Regions from separate parts of the Homo sapiens genome. Here all the other regions are linked to region 3. The links are chromatin contacts, found by Hi-C or POLR2A ChIA-PET in ENCODE. All regions are on one chromosome and are shown on one strand. Each heading gives the region's core, a stretch centred on a gene start or an enhancer-like site at or near the end of the contact. The rest is flanking DNA. Distances are from core to core; before and after follow the strand shown.

Evidence for each region. A loop is a pair of places that touch in the nucleus more often than their neighbours do. ChIA-PET counts read pairs that join two places held with the same protein, here RNA polymerase II (POLR2A). Pooled maps may share reads with other maps.
Region 1: a map of endothelial cell of umbilical vein shows a loop between it and region 3 (7-fold over the local background). The contact joins the enhancer-like site here to the promoter of SLC22A4 in region 3. A Hi-C loop is called at or near these places in 17 of 168 maps with a recorded cell type or tissue (CD8-positive, alpha-beta T cell, K562, MCF 10A and 12 more) and 18 of 50 pooled maps. POLR2A ChIA-PET finds 5 or more read pairs at or near these places in 9 of 52 experiments (A549, H1, HEK293 and 6 more).
Region 2: a pooled map shows a loop between it and region 3 (2.4-fold over the local background). The contact joins the enhancer-like site here to the promoter of SLC22A4 in region 3. A Hi-C loop is called at or near these places in 2 of 168 maps with a recorded cell type or tissue (dorsolateral prefrontal cortex and heart left ventricle) and 11 of 50 pooled maps. POLR2A ChIA-PET finds 5 or more read pairs at or near these places in 9 of 52 experiments (A549, AG04450, HEK293 and 5 more).

The regions. Positions count from the first base shown.
Region 1 is chr5:132,385,144-132,389,769 of GRCh38, reverse strand. SLC22A5 (solute carrier family 22 member 5) reads right to left here. Exons shown (of 10, transcript NM_003060.4): 4 at 4,271-4,442; 5 at 2,619-2,745; 6 at 749-849. Among named protein-coding and RNA genes, the nearest start is that of MIR3936HG, 18 kb to the right of the region's middle. RefSeq lists enhancers at 2,930-3,139, 3,280-3,329, 3,823-4,152. Within about 2 kb of position 1,994, at least 28 of the 41 ENCODE cell types and tissues checked have a DNase peak (open chromatin) inside an H3K27ac peak, as active enhancers do; they include PC-3, ascending aorta, endothelial cell of umbilical vein and 6 more, where a contact is called at or near this core.
Region 2 is chr5:132,203,878-132,208,393 of GRCh38, reverse strand. It overlaps P4HA2 (prolyl 4-hydroxylase subunit alpha 2), which reads left to right. Exons shown (of 15, transcript NM_001017974.2): 8 at 510-686; 9 at 4,242-4,312. Among named protein-coding and RNA genes, the nearest start is that of MIR6830, 12 kb to the left of the region's middle. RefSeq lists enhancers at 1-448, 449-950. Within about 2 kb of position 2,478, at least 5 of the 41 ENCODE cell types and tissues checked have a DNase peak (open chromatin) inside an H3K27ac peak, as active enhancers do; they include OCI-LY7 and heart left ventricle, where a contact is called at or near this core.
Region 3 is chr5:132,293,006-132,297,772 of GRCh38, reverse strand. It overlaps SLC22A4 (solute carrier family 22 member 4), which reads right to left and starts at 3,379. Exons shown (of 10, transcript NM_003059.3): 1 at 2,764-3,379. The coding sequence starts at 3,156. RefSeq lists silencers at 3,212-3,261, 3,332-3,691 and enhancers at 3,922-3,971, 3,788-4,406.

The DNA of each region.
Region 1 (4,626 bases), core at 745-3,244, 93 kb before region 3:
TGACTCATAGCACTCCCTCAGTAGGCACAGTGGCTGACTGCCTCAAAGCTGGATGAGACTAGTAATAAGGACTCTGAGATGAAGTCCGCCCTCCTCGCCCATCTTCTCACCGCTAACCCACCAGGCTCCAGAAGTCGCCTAGAATCCCAGGGTTCGGCCGCTGAGCAAAAGCTAGCGATGTGCACTTGGACATGTTTCCTCTCCCTGGTAATTCACAAATCCCTTTCTGACATACTTTGCCTCATTAGTGGGAACCTGGTAAGGACATCTAGGCTATAGCCCTGACTCCAGGACCGTTTATGGACATCCCAGGAGGAGCACATCCCACTTCCACATTTCCAGAAAGTAACTGGCAGCCTCTGCAGCCTACAGGACATGGTGTCTTCACTCAGATCCTTCTTAAAAGCCCTACCTGGCCTCCTCAGCCACTGTCGGTAACTGGGTAGGAGACGGGAACTAAATGACCCAAATTGGGCAAGGATTCATCTTAAGATCTGGAGAGATTCCCCACAAGAGTCCATATTTCCCACAACAGCCTCCACAATTGTTTTCATTCTCCTTTTCTGAGGTTCCATCCCATTAAGAATTGTGACATGCCCATTTTTTCCATCTAACACAAGACATATCCTTTTCACTCTCTGATGACATAGGCTTTGAATTTTGTCTGAGGCATGTCTGTAAACAAGAGGCCCAATGGCCACTTCAAGAAGCTTTGTCTGGAAGCCTCAGGCAGGTCTCTTTTACATACCACAGCATTATGGACATGATGGTGACCATCCGGATATTCCAGGTTCGAAGCAGATCCAGAATGTTGTGGGACTGCTGCTTCTTGGAACTTAGGTCTTGTAACTGCAGGAACAACATCATAAGTGTATGGGAAGAAGAGGTGGTCAGAGACTCAGAGCACACAATAACATACTTGAATCCCTGGCATCTTAGCTGTCTGCATCTCAGCGTCGGGGAGTGTTACGTTTCTAAGAACAGTAAGTATACTGACTGTGTTTTAGGCTGTGAAAACTTCCCTAGGCCTTGTCAGTAACAAATCAGAGTGAATGAAAATGAGGAAAAGTAAGTGACCAGTCCCTCAAGGGTACAGGAAGACAGAGGCCCAGGCTGACAGCTTCCTCACTGCACCCCCACATATTCCTGTCGGTGGCCACATTCCAAGGAGGCCTCTAAGTATTCCTCCCGAAGCCTGGCTCCCTGCCCTCTGGGTCAGAGAGAGTACCTGGCTGTGTGGTTTATTGGTCTGATATTTTTTAAAAGTTAATGTTTTGAGTCCTTATACTATGTAGTTACTGGTGTGCTTCCAGGGAAAAAGAATTCAAATAGAAAAACAGGAAAATTGACCTGAGCTTCACCCAGAGTGACTTCCTATGAAATTCAGCACAGCCAAGGCCATTAATAAACCACACGTCTAAACACACTGATGTTGCTTTCTTAAGCAAACCCAGGTTTGGAGCTTGTTTTTCCAGAGTTAGAAGTTCAACAAAAGGTCAACTTTGGACTGAAAGTATCCCCTGAAATAGCCTCATTTCCTCAAAGATGCCAGTGGGGCTTATGCATTCACCCAGATTGACCCCTCACTTAAAAGCCCCCAAAACCACCTAACTTAAAAGCCCTCTGCCACACTCCTGCCTGACCTTTGCGCACAGGACCCCTTTCTGGTGCATGCTGACAGTGGCTGCTGGGCCACCACTCACTGGGAAGTCTGCAGGGCTGGCAGTGGCCATTGGCCTCCGCTGTCTACAATAACTGTTCCCTCTTTTCCAAGCCCAACCATGCCTGCCTCTCACACTTCAGCAGGGCTGCTTGTGGCTGTTCCCACACCCAACCCCTCATCTTCCAGTCAGACCACAGACACATTCCAGAACCCCACCAGGCAGCATTTACAGCTTCTAACCTCTCATAGTCACGAGACCAAGGAAAACTGCCTGCTACAGAGATGGTAGGAGAGGGAACGGGAAGGAAAAGCAAGAACCAGGAACTAGGTAGAGCCAAGAAATGAGTCATGGTGTGTGAGAACAGGGCTGACGGGAGGGGTGGGGTAGGGGGAAGAGGTGGACATCAAAAAGGACCTGACTCCAAGATGATATGCAATAATTAACCATTGGAGGGCAGAAAGAGACTAAACACTTTTTTTTTCTTTTTAATGAATAATTGCTAATACTCAAGAGATGAAATACTTCTAACTCCAAATCTATTTGTGCTTTACATTTTACGTTTGGGGTTAGCTTTGTAAGGTGACAAGCCACCTTAGGTATAAGAAACAATGATTTTCCCAAATGCTGACTTTATGAAAGGCCTATTACTCAAAAAGAGTATTTATTGTTAGAAGTAATGGTTAAAATATATGATTGCCTAGAAAGGAAGTAAAAAATGAAAATCTGAAACCCGTGGTGAAAAGAGTGAGGCAGCTGTAACCTATTCCTCAACTTCTGAGTGTTAACAGGGCCCGTGTGGGGGTGGGGAGTGGGGGGATGGGGGGAATGGGCAGTTGGGGCTTGGGCGGAGAGAGGGCTGGGCTGCTGTGAGCAGGGAGGACTTCAGGGCTGGGTGCTGCTGCTCTCAAATCACGGTCAGTCTGTCCCTCTCACCCACACCCACATGGTGCTTACCTCACTCGGGTCAAAGATAGTGGAAGGCACAACAATCCCATTGGCTTTGGCAGCCTTGCGGATGATCACCTCTGCCTCTTCAAATCGTCCCTGAGAGATGAGCCATCGGGGGGACTCAGGGATGAACCTGGCAGTACAAGGTCCAATCTCAGTGAGGCCTCCCTGCCAACAGCAGACCCACAGACCAGGTAGAGCACAGCCATAGGTGGGAATAAGGTTGCAGAACCAGAGCTTGTGGAATGTTTGGTGATCACAAGCCAGAAGCAAAGAGCTGATCCACACGCAGCAATAACCTGGGGTGGATGAGCTTATGTGTACCCCACACCGCACAAAAATGGGAGAGCCCTGCACCCCCTGACGGCATCCCCATGCTGGCTGGCCACCTCCATTTCTGAAGAGCAGTGTTGCCATCTGCTGGGCTGAGGAGATGGGTGCAAGATGGGCTCCGGAAGCCTGGCTTCTGTGCATGTCTATGTCAGCCCAGGCCCTGCTACACTCTCCTCCCTGTCCCCGGCACCAACAGAAGCTTCTGCACTGGCCTTTTAGCTTCTCTTCTCTCCTCACCCTACCCCTGATTTATCCAACAGATTAGTCAGATACTCTACCTAAAATAGCATGTTTGGCCAGGTGCAGTGGTTCACTCCTATAATCCCAGCACTTTAGGAGGCCAAGGCCGGTGGATCATTTGAGGCTAGGAGTTCCAGACCAGCCTGGCCAACGCAGTGAAACCCGTCTCTCCAAAGAAATACAAAAAAAATTAGCCAAGTGTGGTGGCAGGCACCTGTAGTCCCAGCTACTCGGGAGGCTGAGACATGAGAATCGCTTGAACTGGGGAGGCGGAGGTTGCAGTAAGTGGAAATCACGCCACTGCACTACAGCCTGGGCAACAGAGACTTTGTCTGAGAAAAAAAAAAGAAAAAAAAAGAAAAGAAAAAGAAAAGAAAAAAAGGAAAAAAATTAGCATGTTTATCAAGGCACTTGAGTGCTCTATGGATATTATTTTCCACCTTGCTGGGACCAGGTAGCCGCCCCCCACCCTCGGTCATGACTGGGCCCCATGATGTGCGGCTTACTCTCCCACTATGCCCTGAAATGCTCTCTGCTCCACTTGGGCTGGTGATCTCACCTTCTCCACCTGCAAGGGGTGATTCCCACCTTAGCACCTCTGCAGTGTTCCCCTCTTGGTCTGGAATGGCCTCTTCTCTGCCTGTTCAACTCCTCTACCTTGGTGGTGCAGAAGGAGCCTGGCTTCCTCCATGTGGCTACCCTGAGGACTCTTGCTTTTGGTGCCAGTGCCTGTGGCATGAGGCTTCAGCAGCACACAGCCAGAACTAGGGCCTACACTGTCCTGCCCTGAGGCTTGGGAACTTCCTACAGGGCATGCTGGACCCCATCTTCTCACAGCTACTGCTATTTTTCCCCACACTTGGGGCAACCCAGCACAGGGCTGAGAGCAAGTCTGTTGCTGTCATGGGATTCTGTTTTGTTTTGGCTCTTTTGAGTGTGGAGAAAACATTCTGAAATAATTTATAATCTATGCTTCCTGTCTCTGGGAGACAAAATAGGGATTCATGGGTTGTTGCTGCCCTCTAGTGAAGGCCAGACAGAAATCATCCTGCCAGTGGGCACATGGGGCACAAGGTCACACTCACCACCAGAGTGCCACGCATAGCACCCCCGGCATCGTCAGCGCCACCAGCAGCATCCGCCAGTCTCGGATGAAGTAAGCAAACAGTGGCAGCACCATGTAGCCAAATGCATAAAATATGCACACTCCTAACGTAGAGAATATTATACGAACTGACTTGCCAAGAATTTCTGTCCCTGTTCAAAACAAGGGAGGTCGAGTTAGCAGTTTAATTTGGGTTCCTTCCTTATTAATTTTTTATGGTATCTTTGTGAATACACAGACAAGAAAACAGCGAGAACTCTCTCTAAGTTCATGGCGCTAGGGAGCGGATGGCGTTCTGAACCCCTCCTGTCTGACTGTCTCCTGGGGGTACATCCC
Region 2 (4,516 bases), core at 1,229-3,728, 88 kb after region 3:
CCTCCCCCTTCTCCTCCTCTCTCCTCCCCTCCCTCCCTCCCTTCCTTTCTTCCTTCCTTTTTCTTCTCTTTTTCCTGTTTCCTCTTTTTCCTTTTCTTTTCTTTCTTTCGTCTCACCCTGTCGCCCAGGCTGGTGTGCAGTGGTATAATCATAGCTCACTGCAGCTTTGACCTCCCAGCCTTGAGCAATCCTCCTGCCTCAGTCTCCTGAGTAGCTGGGACTACAGGTATGCACCATCATGCCTGGCTAATTTTTTAGAGACAGGTCTATGTCATCTAGGCTGGTCCCAAACTCCTGGTCTCAAGCTATCCTTTGGCCCCCCAGAGTTCTCGGATTACAGGCATGAGCCACTGTGCATGCCCACCTGCTGGGACTTTTGTTTTCTTCTGTGGTGTGGTGGGAGGGAGCAGCTGCTGGCCATGAGGTGAGTCCAGTGTCTGCAGACAGCCAGACTGGGACCGAGGATTAGGACTCACTCAGCTCAGGGCCTGTTACTCTGTGCTTTCCAGACACCCCGTAGACAGAAGAGGCTTTTCTGTAGGTACCACCATGGCAACAGGGCCCCACAGCTGCTCATTGCCCCCTTCAAAGAGGAGGACGAGTGGGACAGCCCGCACATCGTCAGGTACTACGATGTCATGTCTGATGAGGAAATCGAGAGGATCAAGGAGATCGCAAAACCTAAAGTAGGTGTCACTGTAGGTCCTTCTCGGGTCACTGAAGGGGGAAGGTCCTTTTTCTCATCCCTAGCACTATGGGTGGTTGGTTTGCCCATCTAGCCACCCTTTATCCATATCTAGCATGGGCCTACCGTGGGGATACAGAGATGCTTCAGACTCAGCCTGACCTTGTGAGTTCATGGTCCAGTGGAAGAAGAACAGGGTAACCAATGTGGACAGCCAAGTGCTATCATAGAAGGTCACGCTGGGAACAGGGCAGGTCTACACTGGTGTGTCAGTTCACCTGGTTGGGAGACTGGTGCGTGGGTGAGTTTTTTGGAAATGTTCCATAGGATGCTATGAAGCTGGGTCCTGTGGAGCTCCTGATTAGGACTGTAAATGAGGTGAATGACTTAGAGGAGAATGTATATCTTTATAATATTGGGTCTTCTCATCCAAGGGCATGACAGGTCTCTCCATATCTTTTTAAGTTTTCTTCATATAAGCCTTGAACATTTCTTAAGTTTATTCCTTGGTAGTTTCTTTGTTACTGTTAATTTACTTTATTTCTTCATTATTATTTTTAACTGGTTACATTATTTTATTAGTTTACTATTATATGCCAAACTATTGATTTTACAAATACATTTCATAGTAAGAGCTAATGTTTACTGAATTCTTAACTGTGGCAGGAACTTCTAAGTGCTTAACATATATATTAAGTGTTATGTCACAGTTATGAACAGCTGCTCATAATGATGTCACTGTCTCTGTTTTACCTATGAAAAAGCAAACTCATACAGATTGCAGCTAGTGGTTGAATTTACTTATTTCTTTTTTGGTTTTTAGCTGATTTCTCTTTGGTTGCCTGGATAGCATTAACACCTGGAAATAAGGAAAATTTTATTTTCTCCTGATACTTGTAGTTCCTTTGTTTTTATAACCTTATTGAATTGCCCAGAACTTCTAGAGCATAATTACGTAGAATAGGCATCCTTGTCTCATTCCTGAATTTCCTGGAAATTCCTATGGTATTTTACTGCTAAGAATGCAGTTGGCTGTTGGTTTTGTATATATGCCATGTTTTAAAATTATTCTTCTGTTTCTAGTTCATAAAAGATTTGTTCCCCATTTGACATCTTTCAAAGAGACCTATTTGCTGCCATATCCCATCACTGATGATTGGGAGGGAGGATTTAGCTCGATTCTCTATTGCTCTGCTCCTAATAGAATTGTAGGGGCCGAGGTGACCAGGAGGCCCGACACTCATGGAGAGACCTGAAATAGGTTCCTATCCTGGCCCCTGGACCTCATCTTGGAACAGCTTTGGCTTGAGGTACTAGGACATCTAGGGCTTTGAGTCAGTGGTTGGCATCATCGATGTGGCTGAGGAAGGGGGCTAGCCAGATATATGGAGAATGGGGACTAGGACTCCCCTTTCTACTCAGCTCCAGAGTCCTCCAGGAAAGAAAACTACTTTGTTGGTTGTGCCAGGATTTCCTGAGAGATTTCTTACCCGTTCTTCAGTTCCAGACACTGAGAACATTTCTCTGTGCATGTGTGCATATGTGTACACATGTGTGTGGCTGGCCAGAGGGTAGTGTTAGGAAAAGATATATTTGAATAGAAGCCATGCAAAGAGCCAAACAAGGTTGGCAAACATGTTTGGCTCTTAACATGGCTTCTATTCAAAGATAAGCTGACCCCTCCTTTCCGGAGACTGTGAGGGACAGATGCTATTCTGGCTTTGAAGTAGAGCCAATGAGCTTAACTTGGCCTGTGGGGAATGCCTGGCAGCTGTCTGTGGGGTCTCTGGCCTGCTTTCAAAATAGCCCTGTGCTTCCCCTGGGGCAGAGCACAGCTGCTCAGAGCCTCTTTGTGGGTGTCAGGCCAATGCTGAGGCACAGATGTTTGGATGGGGTCTGGCTGTGGCTGCAGTTTTCAGGGAGGGACTGACATGAGCTGAAGCTCAGGAAGGGCCATGAGTAGGAGCTTGGGAGCCGTCTGTCCTGCTTGTGCTGGCCATCTTACCAGATCATGCCATAGCAGCACAGTGTCCAAGTTGGTCCATCTCACCCCCTTACTAGCCTTCTGGTCCATCTACTCCTCTCCATCCCTTCTGCCACCACCTGGCCCGGGCCACCATCATCTCTTGCCCTGACCTCTGTCGTGGCCTCACTAGCCTCCCAGTCCCCACTCTGGCCCCTCATTAGTCAACTCTCCATGAGGTATTCACAGTGATCCATTTTACATTCACATTTTGAGTGTCCCTCCCCTGCATAAAGCCTTCCCCATTTCTCGTTGGCCACAAGGTTGCATCTAGTTCCTAGCCCCTGCTTGTCTCTTCAGCCTGTTCTCTCTTACTACTTCCCATAACCTTTAATCCACACCTACTGCAACACCCATTTTCATTCCCAGGCCTCTGGATTGCTGCTCTTTCCCTGTTCCTGTAATGTTCCTCTACTTGGATAACTCATGTTAACCCTTCAGGCCTCAGCTAGGTGGTCTCCTCCCCTAGGAAGCTATTCTTGACACTATACCCTGAGCTTCCACAGGATGGTAAGTTCACCCATGCTGTGCTGCAGTTACCTGACTGGTTTTCTGCTTTCCCCACTTGACTGAGTTGTAAGAGTGCAGGGGCCATGTCTCAGTTACCTAGCATAGTGCCAGGCACAAAGTAGGCACTCATCAATATTTATTGAAATCAAGGGGAAGTGTGTTGGGGTGGGAGTACCTGGGCCTATGGCCCCACCCATGTGAGGTCATGAGGACAGTCCACAGCTGAAGCACATGGACCTTTGCCATGTTGGCTGGCTCTGGGCGGCGAGTCCCCCTTGGGGTTTCACTAAGCCTAACTGTGGAGGCTGGGGGAGATGAAGTAGATGCAGGGAGTGCATGTGTAGTGTGTACCTGTATGAGTGGGTGGCTTCCAGGCAGTGGTTCACTTATTTTAACTTACAGAATCTTTTCCTGGTTTTATCATCTGACTTGTAAGGATCCCAAGGGAGCGAAAACTGTGCCATCTGTCTTTGCTTCTTGAGGCTGTGGGAACCCAGTGTGAGGTGGTGCAGCAGGAGAGTGTTTGGATGGGTTTCTTGGCAGAGGAGCCCACTGAGGTTCGGAAGGATGGTGGAACTTGACTCAATTGAGAGAAGTACATAAGGCGGAGGCTCAGGCATGGTGGCACAGTCTGAAAATGGTGGGAGTAGCTAAGCTCAGGCAGGCTGTGCTCAGGCAGGGGTGGTATGTGGGCCTGGCAAGGAAAGGGGCTAGTCAGGCAGATGCATGGGTAGACAAGGCAGGCATAATTCTGCAGGCAAAGCGGACCTGGGGAGGAGAAGGGATGAGCAGTGACCGAGCAGGGCAATAGCCAGGAACTGATTGCGGATTGGGAATGTGGAGGCCTCAGACTCTTGCCCTCAACTGGCCTGCAGGATCTTGGGGCCTTGGCTAGAGCCATTGGCTGCAAAGCTTCCTCCACTAGCATGGCAGTAAATCTGGTCCCAGTGCTCTCTGGGAAAATATTCAAGGCAAAACAAACAAACAAACAAATCAAGTCTTCCCTCTCCTCCTTCCTTCTAGCTTGCACGAGCCACCGTTCGTGATCCCAAGACAGGAGTCCTCACTGTCGCCAGCTACCGGGTTTCCAAAAGGTAAGCAAAGAGCAGGGGTTCGTAGCTGCTCAAGCCCCAACTTCAGGACTTCTCAGTGCCTACCCTAGGGATGGGTGGCTTGCCTTTTCCTGCCTGCTGGCACCTCCTCACCCCCTTGCAGCAGGCATCCTGTACTGCCTGTTCATGCTGGCCCTGACTCTGGGGACAGAGTTCAGGACCTCATGGAAGCCTGCCCTTCCGTCT
Region 3 (4,767 bases), core at 2,130-4,629:
GGGTCTTACTATGTTGCCCAGTGCTGTCTTGAACTCCTGCCCCCTAGCAATCCTCCTGCCTCGGCCTCCCAAAGTGGATTTCTGGGTGTTTTTTTTTTCTTTTTGTAGTAACTATTTTTAAGGGTACAAAGTGGTACCTCCTTATGATTTTCATTTGCATTTCCCTAGTGATTAGTGATGTTGAGCCTCTTTTCATCGCTTGTACCCCCAATTTATAGACAAGGAAACTGAGGCTTTCATCAGTGATGTAACCTGCCTGGAGTCAGCCAGGTGGTTGGCAGTGGAGTCAAAACTGGCCCTCTACTGAGTCTGACTCCAGAACTCTGTGTGCTGCCGCCCCTCTGGGGGAGAGCCATCCATCCATCCTGCTTACCCTGGTACTTGCTTCCTTCCCTCCTCCTCCCAACCACCAGAGCCCAGTTTTTTGTTGTTGTTGTTGTTTGTTTGTTTGTTTTGAGACACAGTCTGGCTCTGTCACCCAGGCTGGAGTGCTGTGGTGTGATCTCAGCTCACTGCAACCTCCGCCTCCCAGGTTGAAGTGATTCTCCTGCCTTAGCCTCCCGAGTAGCTGGGACTACAGGGGTGCACCACCACTCCCAGCTAATTTTTGTATTTTTAGTAGAGACGGGGTTTCACCATGTTGGCCAGGCTGGTCTCAAACTCCTGACCTCAAGTAATCTGCCCGCCTCAGCCTCTCAAAGTACTGGGATTACAGGCGTGAGCCACTGTGCCCAGCCCCTAGTTGCTTTTTATTTTACTTCCACCACTCAAAAAGGAAGCCAGGAAGGGAAAAGCTGCCAAAAAAAGCAAATCCTGGTGCATGTGTGTGAATGTGTGATGATGTACATCCTTAGAGGTCCCTGTGAACAGCGTACAACATGAGTAGCTATGGACTTGGAGGCCAGCAGCTACTCACCCCTCACGCCCTACAGTGAACAAAACCAGCGAGCAATGGAAAAGCAGACAGGTCAGCCCAGCTGCCAGGGAAGGCTGCCACTCATGGGTCCAGCCTCCATAACAGGCACTGATAACACTTCCAGGAATCGACGCGGGATGAGCTGGCCCCCAGTCTCAGCTGCTCCCAGGCCATGCTGTGGGCAGGGAGTGGGCAAGCACTAGAGCCCCTGCTAGGGAAGCAAATCCAGAGAAGCATGGCCACCTTAGGGCCCAGGGTAGGTATGGTGCCAATGCTGGGGGATCCAAAGGCAGTCCCTGGGCTGAGCCCACTTCCCACAGGTGCCACAGATTCGACAACCACCACGCCTGGCTGGCCACCATTCTCTTGCAGAGGAGAGTTTCAAAACTTCCTCACTGGTCTTCTTGTTTATCATAGCAGCTAGAGTGAGCTCTTTCCAAAAGCACGAACCTGGCCTTAGAATGCTTACTATTTTCTCACTGTCCTCCGAATAAAGTCAGCTCCTCAGTATACATAGAAGGCCACTATGAACTAGCCCTTGTGGCCATTTCTAGTCTCATTTGTCATATCTGTCATCCCTTGAGTTCCAGCCACTCCGATATATGAGAATTCCATTACCTGAATTTCCCATACTCTTGCCTAGACAGGTCTTGCTCACATTTTCAGAATCAGCTAAAATCATATCACCCCTTCTTGGAGTATTTCCTCCACCTATTGTCCCACAGAGAGGGTGATTTATTTATCCCAGGTCACATAGCAAGCAAGGCAGGACTTGAATTTGGGTTCCAGAACCCTATTGCTAACCAGGGTTAATGTTAGCCTTCTCAGTAACACAGCCAGTGTGCCCCATGGGCATCTGAGGGTAGGCTCCACACACCAGATGTCCACACCTTAGTGCTCAGCACAAGGCCAGACACAATGTCTGATGACCGCTATACCGTGCTGAGGGAAAGGGATAAGGGACTAGCAGAGGCCACTCAGGTTTTTCTTGGGAGGAGCATGAGGCAGAGGAGGGACTAGCAGCAGGGAAATCCTACCTGCCTGACCAATAGCAGGCAACAGCTCCATGAGGATGCTCTCCTCAGAAGAAAGGTGTATCCTGACCCAGGTCCTTACCAGATGTGAAGCAGCAAAAGCGGGAGAAGTGTGTGTGCATCCTCATTCCTGGAACTTAGAAAACCTGCCACTAACCACGCAGGGTGCTGAGGGGCTACAGCCCCTGCCTGCCAACTCACCCTGTGCTCAGAGAGGTCCCTGAGGGCCAGGGCTTCCAGCTGGGGTTTCGCCTTCTGTGCTTCCTTGCACCCAATGAGCCTCAGGAGGCCATCTGCTGTCTTAGAGAAACTGGGGCCTCAGGAAAGGACCCCAAACCTCACAAGTATATGGTACGGCAGTACACCTCCTGATGCCTCCAGAAGTCTGTGGCCAGGGAACAGACAAGATTTGGCCCCGCCCTGCCCAGTAACAAGGTCCCTCACACCCCTCCTCCCATGCCTGGCAGGAAGGTGACTCAGGCAGTGCGTCTGGGTAGCCTGGGGCTGCGCTTCCCCCAACGCAACATCTAGGTTCTTAGGAAACTTCATTTGTTGTGAAAATCGGAAATGAAAAGACAGTTGGTGACAAACTCCTTTCTCCATCACCTCCTTATTGGACAGAAACGACCCAGGAATGCGCCTCGCGTGAGTCCTATTCTTTCTTGGGGTGCACACCCGCTGCTGGAAGTATGAACAGCAGGTTTGAGGGGGAGGGGAGCGCTGACCCGGGCACTGCGCAGGGAGTCTCAAGGGGGGCTGACGCAGAGGGAGGGTCAGGCACTCCCGGGTCAACGGTCTCGGCCTGGCACCCACCTCGGTCACGACGGTGGACAGGTAGACGTCCTGGCTGAACTCCCAGCCATCCAGGCAGCTCTCCTGCTCCAGCTGCCCCAGGTCCACGTCGCGCCCCGGCTCCAGCCCGAGCGCCGAGAAGTTGGCGATGGTGGCGAGCCGGTAGCGGCTGCAGCTGTGGGGCACCTCGCGGCCGTCCCGCAGCCGCAGCGGGACACTGTTGTTGCGCCAGGCGCTGCTCAGGTTCGCGGCGTCCGGCACTCGACAGCGGTGCTCCGGGGTCCCCGCCAGGAACACGACTGACATACCATTGAAGCCATTGGGGATGATGCTGGCGCTGAGCAGGAAGAAGATGAGGCGCTGGAAGGGCCCCCACTCGCCCAGGAAGGCGATCACCTCGTCGTAGTCCCGCATGCTTCCCACTGCCGCTCCGAAACTTGCAACTACGGGTGATGACAGCGTTCTCAGGACAGTGTCTTGTAGCTGGGGCGCTCCCCAAGGATGTTAGAACGTTCCCGGGGGACAGGCAGGCTGTTAGAAATTGGGGCGCGAAGCCGGGGACCGTTCCTGGGAAACAGGCTGAAGGCGTTGGAGCGTTCCCGGGAGCTCGCGCTGAGCTTGATGCCACTGTACACTTGGGACCACACCCCCATCCCCGGCCGGGCGCGGGGAAGGGGAGGGCGGCCCAGCCCGGGAGGCTGGGCTCCCGGCTGTCTCCGCCCTGTGCTTCGCGCGCCCGCCCGCCCCCAAGGACCTGACGGGGGCTTCCAGGCTGGGCTCAGCCATTCCGCCCGCGTGCCGGGGAAGAAGCTCGTTCTCGGTTGTCCCCAGCCACCCCCGAGCGCTGATTCCCAGACCTGGGCCCCACGTGGGAGGGCGGGCGCAAGGGAGGAGCCGAGGCCAGAGAGCGAGTTCTCGGAGGGGTCGGCCCTCGATCTGCTCGGGCCGCGTGGCCCCGGGCCCAGACCCCAGCAGGGTTCCCTCCGCGGTCTCCTCCAATCTGGAGGCTGAGCTTAGGCTGCCACGCGTGGGGCGCGGAGGGGCGAGTCAGTGGAGTCGGTTCCCGGGAAACTTCTGGGGGCGGCAGAGCGACAGGAGCGCGCCCTCTCCTGTGGCGCCTCGCGCAGGCGGCTGGCACACGCCGACAGGGAGCTCATTTCCCAACAGTCCTAGCAGAGCTGAATTCGGTCACCCCTGGCGGCGCCCGGACAGCGTCCTCAGGACAGCCAGGACCCTCATCTTGCACAGGGAAAACAGGCCCACAGCCTGGAAGGGATGAGCAAGGTCACACTACGTCAGAGATGGGCCCGGATCGGAGGGAGGGGCGGGGGCAGGAGACAACCGAGTGCCCGGGAGGCGAGTTTCCTCCCCCGCACGCCGGCGTAATGGCTGAGCCCAGCCTGGAAGCCCCCGCCGGGTCCATGGGCGGGCGGGCGCCAGGACATGGAGCCTGCGCATTGCGGGAGCACAGTCATGGAGGCACTGTCGTCACGCTGGGTTCTGATTTTGAGCCCCTTGCTCTCCTCACGCCCCCAGGGCCCTTTATCGCGGCAGGCTGTCAGAGCTTTCTCCGACTGGAAGGCTTTCTGTTAGCAGAAGGGCCTGCCCCCAGTCCAGGAACAGAGGGAGGGAGGGAGAGAGAAGTAGGAGATCCGATTTGGCGCTCAGACCCGGCAGGGTAACCAAAGCAGGGACCACAGCCTCCCTTTTTTTGGCTCAGTGCCCAGACCTAAGGCCCTTCTGCTGTTGTGTGAGCTAGCCCGGGCCTGGAGCCTGAGCCCTGGGGTTCACGAGGCAGATAAAATTGACAGGGTGAAGAGCTCACCTCTTTGGAGATTTTGCACGAGTGTGTTTGTTTCCCCAGGCTCCGATTAAGAGGCGGAGGGACATTTCTGCCTCTTTTTGTGTAGCTTCCAGTCTGACCCCTCCTCTTAGGAGGACTTCCCACCCCCTTGGAACCTCAGTTTCCTACCTGTAATAAGACTATACATCCTGATGTGCTAGGACAGCTCTGATTTATGCCTA